Linked DNA regions of Mus musculus: regions 2 and 3 are each linked to region 1. Evidence: chromatin contacts called from ENCODE Hi-C or POLR2A ChIA-PET data. All regions are on one chromosome and are shown on one strand. The core of a region is the stretch at or near the end of the contact, and the rest is flanking DNA. Distances in the headings are between cores, read along the strand shown. Region 1 holds the start of S1pr2 (sphingosine-1-phosphate receptor 2). Region 2 holds the start of Eif3g (eukaryotic translation initiation factor 3, subunit G). Region 3 holds the start of Angptl6 (angiopoietin-like 6).

Evidence for each region. Hi-C counts contacts between places; a loop is a spot of excess contacts on that map. ChIA-PET counts read pairs that join two places held with the same protein, here RNA polymerase II (POLR2A).
Region 2: a loop to region 1 is called in a map of heart, with 4 times the contacts of the local background. The contact joins the promoter of Eif3g here to the promoter of S1pr2 in region 1. A Hi-C loop is called at or near these places in 1 of 37 maps with a recorded cell type or tissue (heart). POLR2A ChIA-PET finds 5 or more read pairs at or near these places in 4 of 5 experiments (Patski and embryonic stem cell).
Region 3: POLR2A ChIA-PET joins it to region 1 with 46 read pairs in embryonic stem cell. The contact joins the promoter of Angptl6 here to the promoter of S1pr2 in region 1. POLR2A ChIA-PET finds 5 or more read pairs at or near these places in 4 of 5 experiments (Patski and embryonic stem cell).

The regions. Positions count from the first base shown.
Region 1 is chr9:20,974,002-20,978,046 of GRCm38, reverse strand. It overlaps S1pr2 (sphingosine-1-phosphate receptor 2), which reads left to right and starts at 1,254. Exons shown (of 2, transcript NM_010333.4): 1 at 1,254-1,449.
Region 2 is chr9:20,896,870-20,900,653 of GRCm38, reverse strand. It overlaps Eif3g (eukaryotic translation initiation factor 3, subunit G), which reads left to right and starts at 2,064. Exons shown (of 11, transcript NM_016876.3): 1 at 2,064-2,110; 2 at 2,230-2,276; 3 at 2,487-2,570; 4 at 2,678-2,766; 5 at 2,888-2,947. The coding sequence starts at 2,091.
Region 3 is chr9:20,877,266-20,881,295 of GRCm38, reverse strand. It overlaps Angptl6 (angiopoietin-like 6), which reads left to right and starts at 1,586. Exons shown (of 6, transcript NM_145154.2): 1 at 1,586-1,693; 2 at 2,693-3,247. The coding sequence starts at 2,702.

The DNA of each region.
Region 1 (4,045 bases), core at 5-2,504:
TTTAGCGCCTTTTAAAAATTTATTAATTTTAACTTTATACCCATGTGCGTGCATGCACGTGGGTGTGTACATGTACGTGGGTGTGTGCATGTGCCTCAGCAGCAGGCCTTGGAGGTCACAGGACAACTTGCAGGAATTGGTTCTCAATTTCCACCTTGTGGGTCCCAGGCAAGGCCTTACCCACTGACAACTCACAGCCTCCTGGAACTCACTCTGTAGACCAGGCTGGCCTTGAACTCAGAAATTCGCCTGCCTCTGCCTCCCGAGTGCTGGGATTAAAGGCGTGCACCACCACGCCCGGTTTTGTTATTCTTTTTTAAATGCATTTATTATTATTGTACATGTATCAGTGAATGAATGTAGGTGCAGCAATGCCAGTGTGCCCTGTGGAGGTCAGAGGCCAACTTTGCTTCCAGGGACTGACCTCAGGTCAGGCTTCCAGACAAGCCCTTTCCCCTCCCTGCCTAGTGGAGCTGGACAGCTGACCTTCTGTCACTCACTCTAATTTTGGATTTTTTTTTCACCCTGAGTTGTTTGGAGGGAAGGAGCCAACAGGATCATGTGATCCAGATTGGCCTTGAACTCTAAAACAAACCTCCTGCTTCTACTTCACAAGTTTGGAATTAGAGGCCCAAGCCACCATTCCATATTTTTGCAGTGTTGAGGATGCATGCTAGGCAAACACTCAACCACCTGCCTCCACATCCCTGCCTGTTGTTTTTCAGAAAGGGTCTTGAGCAGGCAGTGGCTTAAGGTTGCTAAGAGGACCCTGAACTCCTGATCTTCCCACCTCCCAGGTGGCAGATGCTGGAATGACAGGCATATGTGCCACAAAGCCCAGTTGGATCTGGGAGTTCTTACCAAGTCTTCTGTTTGGGGGGCTGGGTATGATACAGTGTAGGAATTTATTTCTTGTAGAAACACATAGTAGGTGCTTAATCTTGAATTGCTGAGTTCTCACATAGTAGGTAAGTGTGATTTCCTCCATTTCCAGGTCCCAAGCATTAGCCTGGCGCTAAGCCAAATGGAATACAGTTGTTTCAGTACTAGGTCACCTGGGTTAAGAGAGCTGTGACGTCACGCGGCCGTGACATCATGCCACGGCAGTTCTCACGAGTGGGGGTTGGGAGGAGCAGGGCAGGAGTGTGTGTGTGGGGGTGTGGACAAAGGGGCCCTGCTCTTCCCCCGTGCGCGCCCTGGCTAACTGGCGGGCCACATCTGGAATTCATTGCAAGTCGCCGCCGGAAAGAGGAGGAGAGGAGGGCGGGGCGAGCAGGGAGTTGGGGCCGGAGGCAGCGGCTCTGCCCGCCTCTCTCTTGTCCTGGGTCCCCAACTCCGGGACATAGACCGAGCACAGCCAACAGTCTCCAAAACCAACCACTGGCTGTCCCGGGGCGCAGACGCCAAGGCCACTCAGGCCAGGGCAGGGACCCCGGCCGGCCTAGCCAGGTGAGCGCGCGGGGCAGAGGGGAGGTTCCGATCTGGGCGGCCGCGGTTCACGGAGACCCTGAGATCCCAGCTGGGGGGCCCGGTCCGGGGTCAGGCGCTCGTACAGGCGTTGCACGCGCTGCTCCAGGCTCTGCTGCACCGAGGGAACAGATCATCTACCATGCGCCCCTGCCCACTACTCCAGGCAGCTCGCCACCTACTCAGTGGCGCACCCCCAGACTGAGCTCCCCGCCTTCCTTCGGGCAGGAAGTTGGCGCTGAAGAGAAAGGCGGAATCCGAGCGCTTTGAGCTGGAGACTTTGCAAGACTGGATGGGGGTTCTCAGGAAGCAGGGTTTGGGGCAGTGAGGTTGTTGGGGAGAGGTGCAGCATCCCTTCTTCTCTGTCTCCGGCTAGGATGAAAGGTGCTACGGACGAGCGAGCGGGGAAAGCTTTCAGAGTTCATGGGCGGGGTCCCCGGCGAAGGCCGTCGCCCCACCGCCTGTGAGACTAGTTTTTTGCCTCAGTTTCCAGTTAGTTGCCCCTCTCTTTCAGTCTCTCTTTCGGAAGAATCACTTTGTATCGAAGGAAAGGGACATTAACTGCAAAGTCCAGGTGTCTCCTTTTCCTAGCTCAGGGATGGGGCGTAGGAGTGAAGGAAGGCACGCGTGGCGTGGAGTCCGCGTTGTCGCGGGCTACACGGCGTTGGGACCTCGCCCCCCTCTAGAGCATGGGTTGACTCACCCGGGGATTTCCACCTCCCCACCCCCGTCCCTATCCTTGTTGTTAGATGCCCGAGGCGACACCCGCAGAGCCTACTGTCCCCTGCGGGGCAACATGGGAGCATCACTGAGGGGGGGGGAGGGAATGAAGTAGCTGTAGTTACTCTCTCCAGTGCCCCAGGAATCTGGATGTGGGGGGCCTCTGGTGGGGTGCAGAAATGTGGCCACCCCCTGTTGCTTTGTGCAGGATAGGGACATCCTGCGCGCGTGTCGGGGTCTCAGGAGAGAGAGATGGCGCCGCCCCAGCGCAAGCGAGTGTGGATACCACGCATTCCTCGGCCTGATAAGGAGCTGGAGAGTGCTGCCTGAGCCAGGCGGGTCTTACTGTCGCCAAGGAGACGCGCCCGGCTTCAGCTTCCTATAGTGGTAGGGTAGGGGTGCTGCCAGGAGATGTCCCCATGCTTTGCATGCGAACGAGCCCCCCAATTTCAGGCTCTTTCATTCATTCATGCGCCTGCCTCGCTTGCACCAAGCAAGAGAGGCTGAGGGTGAACTTGGTAGCTGGCCTCACACGATACTGTGGAAAACAAGATCATTTCCGATGATAAAGTCAGATGCTCTGATAGAAATTAGGGGTGGGCTGTGCTGGGTAAAATGCCTTATTTCTTTAATCCCAGTGCTCAGGAGACTGAGTTAAGGGGCATCTTTGTGAACTCAAGGCCAACCTGATCTACGAAATGAGTTTCTGGTCAACCCGGATTACACAGTAAGACCCTGTCCCAAAAACAAAACAAAAAGAGAAGATAGTTCCTGAAGGCCTAGACAGTGACAGTCGAATGAAATCCAAAGATAAGATAGTCTGCCGGAAAAAGTGTTTGTGTGGGGGTGGGGAGGGGGTCTGTAGGATATACCAGAGGCAACTACAGCAGGTTTCGACCTCAAATGGGCCTTGGGAGGTTAGTGTATGCCTGGGCCCTAGGGAGCCATAGAGATTGTGGCGATGGGAGGTGAGGATAAAAGTTCTGAGCTCTCCGGCAGTTCTCCCTTGCAAGTTTGGTGGGCAGCAGACATGCATAAGGGGCTACCACAAGCAACCAAAGCTTTTGAGGGATGAGGGAGCTCTGTGGAACTGGGAGGGAGTAGAGGGGAGTCACCAGACTCCTTCAGCCTTCCTCTCCACTAATCTTTAGCAAAGCAGTCAAGTCCAGGTCTGTCTCTCTTCCCTCACTCCAAACCCTTTCACTTGCTCCTCTTCCTCCTGTATTTTTTGCAGTCCTGGCAACCCAGGGCTTCAACATGACGCTGTGTCCCTAAGCTACACCAAGTTATCCTTAATTTTATGTATTTATAGACAGGGTCTCACTATGTAGCTCTAGCTGTCCTGAAACTGTGTAGATCAGGCTGGTCTCAAATTCACAGAGCTCTGCATGTCTGACTCTGAATCCTGAGATTTAAAGTGCACAAACACACAGTGCTTTTCATATATATACATATATATTTTTATATATTTAATATATATTTATTAAACTTACACTTATCTATTTTGTGGGCATGTGTATACGTGTGGGCATGTGTGTTTCATGACATGAGTATTCAGGTCAAAGCAAGTCATTTCTCTCTCTTTCTCTCACTCACTATGTGGGTAGGTAGTGGGGCTGGATCAAGTCTCCAAGCTTGATGACAAGTGCTTTTAGCCAATGAGCCATCTTAACACTGCTTCTGTTTAAGTTTTACTTGAGTCAGGGTCTCCCTGTGCTCTCCAGGCTAACCTCCAACTCATTATGTAGCCTAGGCTGCTCTTGAACTTTCCATTTTCCTTCCTCAGCTTCTGTGTAACTGGGATCATAGGTATAAACCAGTCAGGCTCATTTTCAGTTCAGATCCCAGTCTCTAGTGG
Region 2 (3,784 bases), core at 815-3,314, 78 kb after region 1:
CTTACTTGACAGGAGCTTAGCACTGGAGAGAGTTTAAGGTGGCAGGAATAGAGCTTGCAACGTTTTTGCAGCTAAGGAGGTACTGGGACCTAGGTAAAATATTAAGGCCTAGATAAAATGTCAAGGCCTAGGTAGCCTACTTGGCTAGCCTACCATTATAAGGAAACTTTCTCATATGTTTCTGCTGTTACTAGGAAACTTTCTAATGCCAAAACTGATTACATATTCTGTTATGCCCTGTGCCCTTGGAAACCAATCATGATAGAAGTTAGTAGAACTTTTTTGAATAGTTACCCATAATAAGCTTTGACCTGAACCAACCACCCAGCAGCACTTACTAGCCATATATAAATTTTTATGGTATTTGTCTGTATAAGCTGTCCCTGGGATGGACTCCAACATAAGAGAGAAATCTCTGGCCTGGAGAGATGGCTCAGTGGTTAAGAGCTCTTCTAGAGGTCCTGAGTTCAATTCCCAGCAACCACATGGTGGCTCACAACCATCTGTAATAGGATTTGATGCCCTCTTCTGGTGTGTCTTCAGACAGCTCAAGTTTATATAAATAAAATAAATAGATGAGAGAGAGAACTGCACCAATATAAGAAACCCTTTGGAATAAGACTTCCATTTTGAGTAATGACTGAGTAAAGTTTAAGTTCCCAAGACCTCCCTGGAAACTGGCATCCTACTTGGCAGAAAGACATGTGCGTGGGTAACTGACAACCTGGTTGGCACATTGAGACATGAATGTTCAACAAGGAAAGTCTCTTGCCACCGTTGAATACCCAACCAATGGGAGCAGGATACGTGTAAGGCAAAACCATGTTCCCAGGTAAACCCCCCATTTCTGAATCCTGATTGGTGATGTGACTTGGCCCAGATGTTTGTGGATTTGAGGCTTAAAAACCCTGCAGGATCTTAAGTCAGGGTCACAGTTCAGGTCCTGAATCTGGACTGTGGCCCTGGTTAACCAGTCCTGACATGTATGCTCAATAAAGTGCCTCTCTCTGACTGAGACTGGGGCTCGTGTGGTCTGTGAGGGGACTCCTGGACCACAGCAGGAGGCTGGCTGCCAAGCCTGAAGGCCTGAGATCAATCCCAAGACCCACATAGTGGAAGGAGAGACTGTCTGCAAAGTGTCCCCTGACCTCCATGTGTGCTATGTATGCACAAGCATGCTGTCTTCAAATAATACAAACGCACAACAAGGTTGTAGGATAAACCCTAGCATGCTACACAGCAAAGGAGGCACAGGAGACCAGGTGGCCTCTTATTCAAAGAAAGGACGTCTTAGCACAGGACAAAAGGGTTTGGTCTGAGTCTGTTTCTTCTTCAACAAACCAGAATCCTGGTATCCTCTAAACGATGTGGGGCGAGGGCATTCTTGATACACGTGCTTTTCAGCCAAGCTTGTTGGCACACAATTATAGCCCCAGCTATTTGTGAATTCCTTGCGTTTAGGAGTTCAGGGGCAAGCCTGGGGAACAAAGCAAGACACCTTTAGTTTTGGAGACAGAGTCGCATGGAGCGCAGGCTAGTCTGGAATCCACGAGGTAGCTGAAAATGGCCTTTAACTCATAATTTTCCAGCTTCCACCTCCAGCACTGCGATTACTGATGGCTGAAAACTAATTCTCCGGGAAGAGGGAGAGAACGAATCAGTTCCGGGTGTGGCGATTTCATGTTCATATTCCCAGCACGGACGAGAGTAAGGTGGAAAGACAGCTATGAATTCAAGGCCACCCTGGGAATACTGCTCGTGAGCCTGTACTTTCAGCCTTTTGGAGTTGAGACAGGATTGTGAGGCTATCCTATCTATAGAGTGAGACACTCACGTCTAGCCCCATTACCCAAAGGGGGAAAAAAAAAGTTTAAAAAGTTCTTTGAAGCTTTTTTTTGGACCCCTTTTCCAGGTTGGATCTCAGCGCTTTGCGGTGCGCGAGAGCCGCGTGTCCACCTTTGTCCGCAGGGAGGCGCTGTGCTCACCGCGGTCTGGCCGCTCTAGGCTGCGGCCGCGGCACCGGAAGCCTCTTCTACTCCGGCTTCCTGTCTTTACCCGGGCTGGGAGCTGCGTGGAGTTAAGACTTCGAGATGCCGACTGGCGACTTTGAGTATGCGTGGGGTGGCGATGGGGTCGCCGGGGAGGCCGCGTGGGGGCTGCTCTGGGGTGCGTGGGGGTCTGGGCGGCGCGGGGGGCCGGGACCCGCTCACCAATCTCCTGTCCCCGCAGCTCGAAGCCCAGCTGGGCCGACCAGGTGGAGGAGGAGGGAGAGGACGGTGAGTGCCGAGCGTGGCCGCGCCCGCTGCCTGTTCCCGGGGCCCACGCTCCGGCTAGGGCCGCGCGTGGCCAGCCCCACCCTCGCCCTGCGCTGTGCCCCCGGTGCAACCCGCAAACACACAACACACACACACACACACTCTCTCTCTGACTTGAAAGTTCCCGTCCCGTGGCTCACTCTACCTTCCTCCCCGAATTCCCTCTGGCAGACAAATGTGTCACCAGCGAGCTCCTGAAAGGAATCCCTCTGCCCACCGGGGACACCAGTCCAGAGCCCGAGTTACTGCCCGGAGGTGAGCAGTGTCCATCCCTGCCTGCTTCCTCTTCCCTTCCGACTCTCAAGCCTACTTTCCAGCCAGTCCCCATTACCCGGGAATCAGTTTCTGTCATCTTCCTCCAGACCCGCTGCCACCTCCCAAGGAAGTCATCAATGGGAACATAAAGACAGTGACTGAGTACAAGATAGAGGAAGATGGGAAGAAATTCAAGGTGAGGTCGAAGTGGACACATAGGGCCAGTGCCTTTGTGTTCAGGGGTTCAGGTGGAGGGGTGTCAGTGGCTGAGACAGGGCCTGAGGCTCTGGAAGCACTCCTCTCTTATTCATCTTCAGATTGTCAGAACCTTCAGGATTGAGACCCGGAAGGCATCAAAGGCTGTGGCAAGGAGGAAGGTGAGATTCTACCTCATTTGGGGGGTAGGGTGTTCTCTGGGGCTGATCCTGAGGAGTTGGGAAGCCCCTTTTTGTTGATGTGGAGTAAACGTTTAGTGTTAGGCCTTGAAAGGTTAGGGCCCAGGAGTAGATGAAGTTAGATGCTTTATTTATTCATTTACTTTTGTTTTTTTATTGTTCTCCTTTTGTGTGCGGATGTGCGCAGCATCATCCCCCCCAGCACATGGCACAGCATACTTTTGGTTTGAGCTGGTCTCTCGGTATTAGGAACTAGACTAGGCTTGCTGGGCACTAACAGCCCCAGGGACCCTGCTGTCCCCACTTCCTGTCTGGCCTGCACCGGGAATGCAAGTTTGCCTCTGTGCACAGTGTTTGACTGTGGGTGCTCGGGGTCAGAGTCTGACGGACACTTGTGTGACAGACACTGTACTGAGACATACCCAGCCCTCTTGGGTTTTATTGTTTGTAGTTTGTTTTTCCAGACAGGGTTTCTCTGTGTAGCCCTAGCTGTTCTGAACTCACTCTGTGGTCTAGGCTGACCTTGAACTCATAGATCCACATGCATTAGGATTAAAGGCATTGCCACCATTTGCTGGCTTGTTATTTTTGAGAGGCTCTAGCTCTGGTCTTCATTCTAAATGCTTCTGCCTCAGCCTCCTGCATCCTGACCTCCATTCTCTCTCCTTTGACCTGTCTACATGAAGAAGCAAGCAGCCTCTACTTACCTAGGGGGGAGGGCTTGTAGAGGAGGGACAGCGACGCTTGAGAGCAAGGTCCCGTGCCAGCGTTCAGCAAGACACAGCTTCTCAGGCTCCAGGCCAGCTTAGGGAGGCAGGG
Region 3 (4,030 bases), core at 337-2,836, 97 kb after region 1:
GCTGAAACGTCACGCTGTGGGCTATACAAGCAGCGCCATTTCCCCGGTTCGGGGTCTTCCCTCCTGATAAGTAAGCAATAAAAGCTTTGCCGCAGAAGATTCTGGTTGCAGGATTGGGGGCAGGGTGTGCCAGGTTGGGACTGAGGGATGCTGGGAGAACTTAGAAGCCAGGTCTGAGCTGGGCAGTGGTGGCGCACGCCTCTAATACCAGCACTCAGGAGGCAGAGGCAGGCGGATTTCTGAGTTTGAGGCCAGCCTGGTCTACAAAGTGAGTTCCAGGACAGCCAGGGCTACACAGAGAAACCCTGTCTTGAAAAACCAAAGAAACAAAAAAGAAAGAAAGAAAAAAAAAGAAGCCAGGTCTGCTTTGGTATGCAAAACATGTGCATGCTCGCGTGTGTGTGTGCACACACACACACTGTCCCCTGTCCCAGGGTCTGAAGCCAAACAAAAAGGTCACTCCTCTGCTTCCTGCTTATGTGTAGCATGCAAGCTCTCAGCTACTGCTCCAGGATCATGTTTGTCTATCTGTCTGTCTGCTGCCATGCTCCCTGTCATAATGGTTATAGACTCACCCTCTGAAACTGTAACCAGGCCCCCAATTAAATGCTTTCTTGTATAAGTTGGTCATGGTGTCTCTTCACAGCAGAAGAACCATGACTAAGACAAGGATCTAAAGCAAAGAGCCTCGGACAGCTCCAAAACTTGCTGGGTAGCATATGGACAGAAACATCTTGTCTGACAAGAAAGCCAACATAGTAATGAGAGCATCTGCAGGCAGGAGCCAGGAGAAGACTAACGACTAATAAGTCAACATAAAACAACCCTCAGATAAAATCTTCCTCCGCAATGTTCCCTTTTGTGTCCTCTAACATTCCAAGCCCCCTGCCCCTCGTACAATCTCCATTTCTCTAGTAAAGGACTGCCTGCTCTGTTGAGCTGATGCTGGCTTTTATTTCCATGTTGCCTTCATCAGTTCCGATCTAACACCCACTCCCACTCCCTTTTAAGACAGGGGCTCACTGGCTGGCTTGGAACTCACAGAGCTCCAACTGCTGCTGCCTCCCAGGTACTGTGATTAAGTCTGTGCTACCACATCCTAAGGTTTTGTTTCTTCTGGCAATATTGGGTACCAAGGACTTTGTAAGTGTCCTACTACTGAGCTACACCCCCAGCCCCTCACTGGGGGATTCTAGGCAGGGGCTCACACCTCTACTGGCTGCTGGGGTTAAATGAGAAAGTTTTACCCCTTTAAGGGTGTCCCCAGCGCCAGGCATCAGGGTACTCACTGATACATCATCATTGTCATGGTTGTCTGAGTCTGGAGCCCACAAGTCTACCAGGGCCTAGGGCCTCCCATGCTCTGTGAGCCTGAGAGAAAGGAAGAGACTCGTAGGGCAGTGGCCTCTGTTATCATGCTCCGGAGGCCTGGGCAAGGGGATCTGGCTATTCTGCCCAGGGTTCTCACACTGGAAATACTAAATATTTACACTTGCTGTGCTCCCAGGCTCCATCCATGCTCTGGGGGATGGGTGGTTTCCAAGTCTTCTCTCGGCTTCTGTCTTTTCAGTCTCCTGCACCCAGATACTCACCCAGAAGGACTCCCGGTCCTTCGTCCTGGTCCTTCAGGCCTTCCTCAGATTTTGTGGAATTGCCGCAAACCTCACTGGAGCCAGCGTCTGGGCTGTGAGAGGTGAGAGTGGGTAGGAGTGGATGTAGGTAGATGCTGTTTGTAGAGTGCATCTGGTCTTGATTGTGTGTGTACGGGTGTGTATGTATGTTGTCTATGTATGTGCATGTATATGTATGTGCGTATGTATGTATGTGTATGTGTGTGTGTGTGTGTATACGTTGTGTGTGGGGGGGCACAGGGAGGCTCCCAGGTCTCTCATTTACTCCAAGCTTGCCAACGAAGGCGGCCACATGTGCCCAAGACTGCCCAGTGCTTGGGAGCTGACGCCTGATGAGCAGCCACTGTAGTTGATGTACCTTGCCTCTAGCTCAGAAGTTTCCACGGCTCTCTCACTTCCCTTCTATGCCACCCCACAGGCCTCTTTGCTATGTCTTCTTTTCAGCACATCTGAAATGAGATCCAATTCCAGGACCTTTGCACTTGTGGTTTCTTCTGAGCAGGTCCAAGTGTGTGCCCGAGTGCCTGGGAGTGGTGGCATAGGGCCCTGGGTGTGAATTCTGCAGGGCAGGAGTGGGGAGTCACGAATATTAACCTGGTATGGTGGCACACACAAGCCATCTAGGGATGAAGAGGCCCAGGCAGTAGCATCCTAACCTAGTTCGGTAACAGACTGGGCTACTAGTGACACCATGTCTCAAATTAGAAAAGAGGGGCCCAGCATGAGTGATGGATGTTCCATCCCCTGCACGCCCCGCCCCCCACGCAAAATGGAAGTTTTCTCTTTAAGTGGGGGCCACCGAAGGTTCTGAGGGGAGAGGTGACCAGGTCCAAGTGTCCGGAACCGAGGATGGAGAGGGATTTGGGGTGTAAAATGATTCTGGTTGTTGTATGAACTGTGGTAAACGGACAATCTGCGCTGCGAGCTGCAGCCCAGCTCTGTTGTGGAGTACAACCGTAGGAAGTGACGCCCAGGGATCAATACTTTAGCTCTCCTTGGCTACCTTGGAGCTTTGGGACCCGTCTAGGCTAAAACAGTAGTCTCTTTCCTCTTCACTGCAGGTGACGGCCATGGGGACCGCCAGGCTACGCAAGCTGCAACTGCTGCTTCTGCTGGGCGCTTGGAGGGCGCTCGGAGGTGCCGCGCGTTGCCGCGTCACCCTAGTTTTGTCCCCGCAGAAGGCAACTAGCGCCGTCTGCAGGAGCTCAGAAGCCACCCAAGACAGCGAACTGGCCACGCTGCGCATGCGCCTGGGTCGCCACGAGGAGCTGCTGCGCGCGCTGCAAAGGCGTGCGGCGGAGGGTGGTGCGCTCGCGGACGAGGTGCGCGCACTGCGCGAGCACAGTCTCACCCTGAACACGCGCCTGGGCCAGCTGCGCGCGCAATTGCAGCAGGAGGCGAGGGCGGAGCCTGACCTGGGGGCGGAGCCTGCTGCTGCACTTGGTTTGCTAGCCGAGCGCGCGCTGGACGCTGAGGCCGAAGCGCGCCGGACGACGGCACGCCTGCAGCAGCTGGACGCACAGCTCCGTGAGCATGCGCAGCTCATGAGCCAGCATAGCAGCCTCCTCGGCCGCCTGCAACGCGCGTGCGCGGGCCCGGAACGGGGACAGCAGCAGGTAGCTGTGCCGCGCGCTCCGTGTCAGGGGCACCACCCACTGCTCATCTGGGTGAATGATTGGGGAGAGCTTCATTGGCTGCACGAAAATATTCACAGCTCCTAGGCTTACAAGCACTTTCATCATACACAAGGACTTTTTTTTTTCTTTTTTTTAGTTTTACTAGACAGGGTTTCTCTGTGTAGTCGTTGCTGTCCTGGGACTCACTCTTTACACTAGGCTGACTTTGAACTCAGAGATCCACCTGCTTCTGTCGCCCAAGTGCTGAGATTAAAGGCGTGCGCCACCACACCAGGCTTGCATATCCTTTTAAGGATCTATTTTCATCTTAATGTGTGTGGACCGATGCATGTCTGATATGTGTTTGTGCACCATGTGTGTATAGAGTGTGTATACAGGCTAAAAATGATCTGGAACTGGAGTTACAGATGACTGTGAGCCACCTTGCTGGGAATTGAATCTGGGTTTTCTGGAAGAACAGGCAATGCTCTTAACCGCTGAGTCAGCTCTCCAGTCCCTAAGACAATATATTCTTGTAACTACATGGGACTTATGAATTTTGGGCAATTTCTGTCACCAGCCTTTTTGGTTTTGTTTGCTTGTTTTCTTTTTTCTTTTATTGAGATAGGGTCTCATGTAGCCCAGGCTAGGTTCTAGCATGTAGCTCAGGCTAGGTTCTAGCTCCTTGTGTAGTTGTGAATGACCTTGATTCTCATGTTCTGCCTCAGCGCAAATGACAGACATGGGACAACAAACAGCCAGGTTGGCTGGTTTTACATTCCT